2 separate regions of the Homo sapiens genome follow, and region 2 is linked to region 1. Evidence: read pairs that join two places in POLR2A ChIA-PET (ENCODE). Cell type or tissue: HCT116. All regions are shown on one strand. Links, peaks and the distances in the headings refer to the core of each region. The heading gives the core; the rest is flanking DNA. Region 1 overlaps WWTR1 (WW domain containing transcription regulator 1). Region 2 has its middle 16 kb from the start of TM4SF4.

Evidence for each region. Peaks named below come from ENCODE experiments on the same cell type or tissue, not always from the same donor. Only the 100,000 strongest peaks of a DNase experiment are listed, where the experiment ranks them.
Region 2: POLR2A ChIA-PET joins it to region 1 with 5 read pairs; 2 of 35 experiments call an interaction of 5 or more read pairs at or near these places.

What each region holds. Positions count from the first base shown.
Region 1 is chr3:149,604,827-149,607,753 of GRCh38, reverse strand. The region is part of intron 2 of WWTR1 (WW domain containing transcription regulator 1); the gene reads left to right. Among named protein-coding and RNA genes, the nearest start is that of WWTR1-IT1, 46 kb to the left of the region's middle. RefSeq lists an enhancer at 2,442-2,927. In HCT116, for the core only: no CTCF peak of the experiment used is centred there; a DNase peak (open chromatin) is centred at 1,656; H3K27ac peaks cover 152 bases.
Region 2 is chr3:149,457,467-149,460,393 of GRCh38, reverse strand. No RefSeq gene overlaps it. Among named protein-coding and RNA genes, the nearest start is that of TM4SF4, 16 kb to the left of the region's middle. In HCT116, for the core only: no CTCF peak of the experiment used is centred there; no DNase peak of the experiment used is centred there.

The DNA of each region.
Region 1 (2,927 bases), core at 216-2,715:
GAAGAGAACTCTGATTCCTCACTGACAAAGAATGAATTCTATCGTTTTAGTTATATTAGTTAATTTGGAAAGTACTTCAATCAATTTAAAACTTTAGGGAAGATCAATTCAGTAAGTTCTTTAGAAAATCACTACGTCAAGGCTGGGTGCAGTGGCTCACACCTGTAATCCCAGCACTTTGGGAGGCCGAGGCGGGCGGATCACGAGGTGAGGAGATCGAGACCATCCTGGCTAACATGGTGAAACCCTGTCTCTACTAAAAATACAAAAATTTACCCGGGCATTGCGGCGTGTGCCTGTAGTCCCAGCTACTCAGGAGGCTGAGGCAGGAGAATGGCGTGAATCCAGGAGGTGGAGGTTGCAGTGAGCCAATATCACGCTACTGCACTCCAACCTGGGCAACAGAGTGAAACTCTGTCTCAAAAAAAGAAAAGAACTATGTCAAATTCTCAAAGGTCACTGAAGTTAACCCGTGTTATCAGTCTTCTAAGCAGCATTAGTGGATTTATATTTATGTTACACATTTCTCCTCATAAAAAAAGATTTCACATGCATTTATTCAATGAATACTAAAAAAGATGAATATTTCAAAAAGTAAAAGCAACTGAAAATAGTAATATCTGTTAAAACTGCGTCATGGCTTTGCCTTGATATCATGAGTTTTGTCTGCTTTTATGAGGGTGGCATTTTTGGGCTTTACAAATAAAAAAATACCATTGTAATAGTAGTATTATAACCGTAACCAATAGTCCAACAATAGCGAAAGCATTCACTGTGTATCACTCCCCTCCAGGCCACCCCGGCTTTGCTCTGCTTCTAGTCAGAGTGGATGCCTCGCAGTTCTTTTTGAATAAAGTTAAATCTGACTTCAGGTCTTTCACACACACATTTGCCGCCCTTTGGAATCTCTTCCTTCTCTGCCTTTATCATCTAGTTAATTCCTGGTAAGTCTCAACTTGAAAGGTCTTCTCTTTATGGAAGCTTTCCCTGAGTTTTATGTGGACTGAAGTTTCCCCTGTTAGCATCCTTACTTCTTCTGAGCAACTGTAATTGTTTATGTCATTATCTGACAAGAAGCTGGATGAAGGCGGAGTGTGTATTGCCCATCACTCTATTCTCAGCACTTGGTTTGAATGAGCCTATAAGTGGTATTTTACCCACCCCTCACAAAAGAAGCTATATCAATATAAGCTATTATTCGTGTAATTTAGTGAGAAATACTGATGTTTCCTCACCCCATAGTTTTGTGTATCTTTTGTAGACCTCAGTGTTTCATGACCTATATATTATAATGTTTACTGACTAGATTTGGTCAGTTACTATTTGAGGAAATGCTGGGATTTCTTAGAAATTTTAATGATAAAAGAATGCATAGGGCCAGAATGTTTGAAACCAAGACTGCCTTAGAGAAACCCAGGGCATATAGCAGACACATTTTTGACCTGAAACGCTTAAAGCGGAATGGGACAGGAAAATACATATGCATGAAATAATTAGTATGTTTCTCAGTCTGTCCAGGCTACTATAACAAAAATACCATAAACTAGGTGGCTCAGGAAACAACAAACATTTATTTCTCACAGTTCTGGTAGCTAGGAAGTACAAGATCAAGACACCAGCAGATGTGGTGTCTTATGAGGGCCTATTCCTCATAGATCATGCCTTCTACCCGAGTCATCATATGGTAGAAGGGATAAACAAGCTCTCTCTGGCCTCTTTCATGAGGGCCTTAATCCCATTCCATGTGGGCTCTGCCCCCATGATCTAACTACCTTCCAAAGGCCCCATGTTGGGAGGTTATATTTCAACATATGAATTTGGTGGGGACACAGACATTCACACCATAGCAGTATGCCACCTGTGACAGTACCTGTTTGTCTTTATAGCTGTGTTCTCTTGTTTCTCCAGTATCTCAGTGGTATTGGACAGGATATTAGATTCAGGAGAGGACTTCAGAATGTTAACTAGTGGTAAGAAAGCAGCTTCATGGGGTGGCTGGGGCTTGAGGGAGTCTGTAACTCGGGACCACATTTTAGTAACTAGAGAAAATGTTTCAGCAACTGTATGGTGATAAGTCCCTAGTCTAAATCTCTAGCACAAATCTTTCTTTTGAGTGCTGGATACCCTATTCTTTTGCCCATTAAACACGTCTACTTGCATGCGCCACAGTCACCTCAAAGGCAACATGTCCAAAGCAAATTCATTATCTCACTCTCGAACTTGCTCCTTCTCCGTTGTTATGGAACTCAGTAACCACATTGCTCAAATTACTGCCTCACCCATTATTTCTTCCTCACCTATCACATCCAGTCCTCCAAGTTCTCTCAGTCCCGCCTCATACATTTCCTCCATAACCTGCTCCCTTGTCTATGTTTTCTAGTGTAGGTCACTACACTAGAAAGGTCATCCTTTGCTTGTGCTCCTGCAATAGTCTTCTAACTGGTCTCCTACCTGGTAGCTGGTCTTACTCTCCTCTGATCCACTCTCATGCTGTGGCCAAAGTGATTTTCTAAAAAGACAGATGTCTTAATTATGCATGTGCTTTGAAGCTCCTCGTTTGGCATTTAGGATAAAGTTCAAATGCCTTAGCTTATGAGAGGCCCTGTGACCAGGTCTCCACTCTCCAACCATATTGATGATCTTACAGTTTCTCCTGTGTATTGTGCTGTCTCCGGCCTCTGGACCTTTAGTGCTGCTCCTTCTGTCTAAATTACTTGTTTTCTCAATTAGTGACCCTTCCCTCCTTCAGTGCACAGGCTTGGAAGCCTATCCATGAATCTCACTACCCTGAAATCCAAGGGATAAGGTGACCATGAACCTCAGCACCTCAAGCCTTCCATTGACATTTCCCTCCTTTGCTCCATGGGTAAGAATGCAGAACGTATGGCTTCAGCTTCTGTGTGGGCCTTTCTCTATGCCTGGTTTTT
Region 2 (2,927 bases), core at 120-2,619, 150 kb after region 1:
AGCCCAAAGCTCAAGAGCTGAAAGCAACATTGGCAAGGCCAGAAATGACCTTGCAGTCTCAGGCACACAGCTGTCCAAAAGCTGAGGCCCAAGCAGAAAAGCAGATTGTGGCCAACTGCTGCTAGAATGGAACTTGCTTTCTGCCTGTGGCTCACACATTCTCTCTTTGATTCCCCAGCTCATTCATAAGAATTTCTTCACTTTGAGCTGCCAAAAGGCCGCAGAGAACTATTTTTAAATGTGAAGAATACTCTGAGAAAAATCATGTTTTTACTTTTTACTGTTTCTTTACTATGAAGCTGGTTATCATGCCTCTTAAAATTACTCCTGTTTTCTAAAACTGTTGTCCATTTGCAATTACACCATTAAACGAAAACTCTTTCTCCTCACATTTCTATAGAGGAGCAAATGTGACATTGTGGTGCACCAAGTTAAAACACTTTTTCTTTCTTCATTTCTTCTGGTAAGGAAAAGCAGATGAAATGATATGTCTGGGGATTTGCGACACTAGTGTGGGTGGGTGCGGAGACACAGCAACAATTGGCCAAGGAAGCTGGTGATTGCTACGGTGAAGGAGATAGATGGATTCATAACACAGCTAAGACTATTTTACTCCCTAGAATCAGAGACTGACAGAGCTAGAAAGTTATCTAGCCCAAACTAGTTATATTGTAGATAAGATAATGGGGGCCTGGTGAGATAGTGCCCAAGGCTACGCAAATGTGGGTCTTGAACTCCAGCCCTTCCCACATCCACGCCAGTGTTGCACAGGGTCACTTTATACTGTATTCCTTAATCTTTCCTGACTCATATGTCATAATTTTACTGTCATCAAAAGTTTGAGAACTGTCTTTAAGCAACTATGTTGACTTGGATCTCAATAAGAATGCAGACAAAGAGAAGACTATTTCATTTATTTAGGTCATAATATAATTTTGTAAGCAAAAAGTACAAAATGCACAATAGATATGTGCTTTATATATAATGTAAGTGTTCAGTATATATATTTAAAATATAATTACTTGGAACTTTCTCAAATTAATTCTCCCTTTGTACACACACACACACACACACTTCAGGTTCTTGATTCTAAACTCAAACAGCATATATTTTTCTTTTTTCTGGCACTTATTACCTCCTACTTTGTATTTAATTTACAAATTATGATATGATATGTCATATCATATCATATCATATCATATCATATGTCAATTTTTATACTTTTAGTAGAAATGGGGTTTCCCCATGTTGGCCAGGCTGGTCTCAAACTCCTGACCTCAGGTAATCCACTCGCCTCGGACTCCCAAACTGCTGGGATTACAGGCGTGAGCCACCGCACCCAGCCTGGACCCACACTCTTTTAAAAAATTGTAGCAATATATATATTACATAAAATTTACCATTATAATCATTTTAAAGTATACAATTCAGTGGCATTAAGTGGCATCCTTGTGCAACTATCATCAGTACTCATCTCTAAAACTTTTTAATCTTTCCAAGCTGAAATTCTATACCCATTAAACACCAGCTCCCCATTCTAGCCTCCTCCCAGTCCCTAGTAACCACTATTTTACTTTCTCTGTCTGTGAATTTGACTATTCTAGGTACCTCATGTAAATAGAAGCATACAATATTTGTCCTTTTGTAATGGATTTATTTCACTTATCATAATGTTTCAAGGTTTATCCATGTTATAGCATGTGTCAGAATTTTATTCCTTTTAAAGAGACTCGTGCTTTTTTTTTCAGCAGCTAGAACAACTAAGCTTGCAAAAATGATTAGTTAAAATTGAATTGCTCTCCTCAGGTGATTTGGCAATGGGCAATCCAGGGTATTGGGTCCACAGTCTGTCACCGTGCTCACCCTAGCAGGGATGGGCAGTACCCTGATGCTACTCCACTCTCAACGAGTTGTCCTGTCTAGTCAGGTTTCCTCAGTGATATGGTTTGGCTTTGTGTCTCCATCCAAATCTCATCTCGAATTGTAATCCCCATGTGTGGAGGAAGGGAAGTGATTGGATCATGGGGGCAGTTTCCCCCGTGTTATTCTCATGACAGTGAACAAGTTTTCACAAGGTCTGACAGTTTTATAAGGGGATCTTCCGCCTTCATTTTCTCTTCTCTCTTTCCTGCTGCCTTGTGAAGAAGGTACTTGCTTCTCCTTTGCCTTCCACCATGATTGTAAGTTTTCTGAGGCTTCCCCAGTCATGTGGACCTGTGAGTCAATTAAACTTCTTTCCTTTAAAAATTACCCAGCCTCAGGTATGTCTTTATAGCAGTGTGAAAATGGACTAATACACCTGGCATGGCTCCCCTAGCCTCCAGAGTAATAATGCCCCTTCCTTATTAATCTCAATTACCAACACCCCCCTTCCTTTGTTAATTTACATTACCAACCCTACCACAATCCCACCTGCCCACACACCAGGCTGTCCATCCTGAAGTATTCAACTTGGTCCTGCTACTGTGTTCTTCTTTGATCTCTAACCTGTTATTGATAAATAAACTTCTTGGTCTCTTCTGCTCTTGATATTCAATACCAAGTTTAAGTCTACTTTTGATGGTGAGTTTAAAAACTTCATTCAGAATATCATTTACTCTGTCAGGGTAAATTTAGATCATAAAGAATAATGTTGACAGTAATAAGGGTAGAAATGGGGAGTCAGCAAAGAAAGACTTAGGTTTAATATACATTCCAAATATCATCCTTTCACGGTCATGTCTTTTTTCTTTTCCTTCTTTCTTTTTTTTTTTTTTTTTTTTTTTTTGAGACAAAGTCTCCCTCTGTCACCCAGGCTGGAGTGCAGTGGCGTGATCTTGGCTCAGCGGAGCCTCCACCTCCCAGGTTCAAGGGATTCTCCTGTCTCAGCCTCCTGAGTACCTGGAATTACAGGTGCACACCACCACGCCCGGCTTACTTTTGTATTT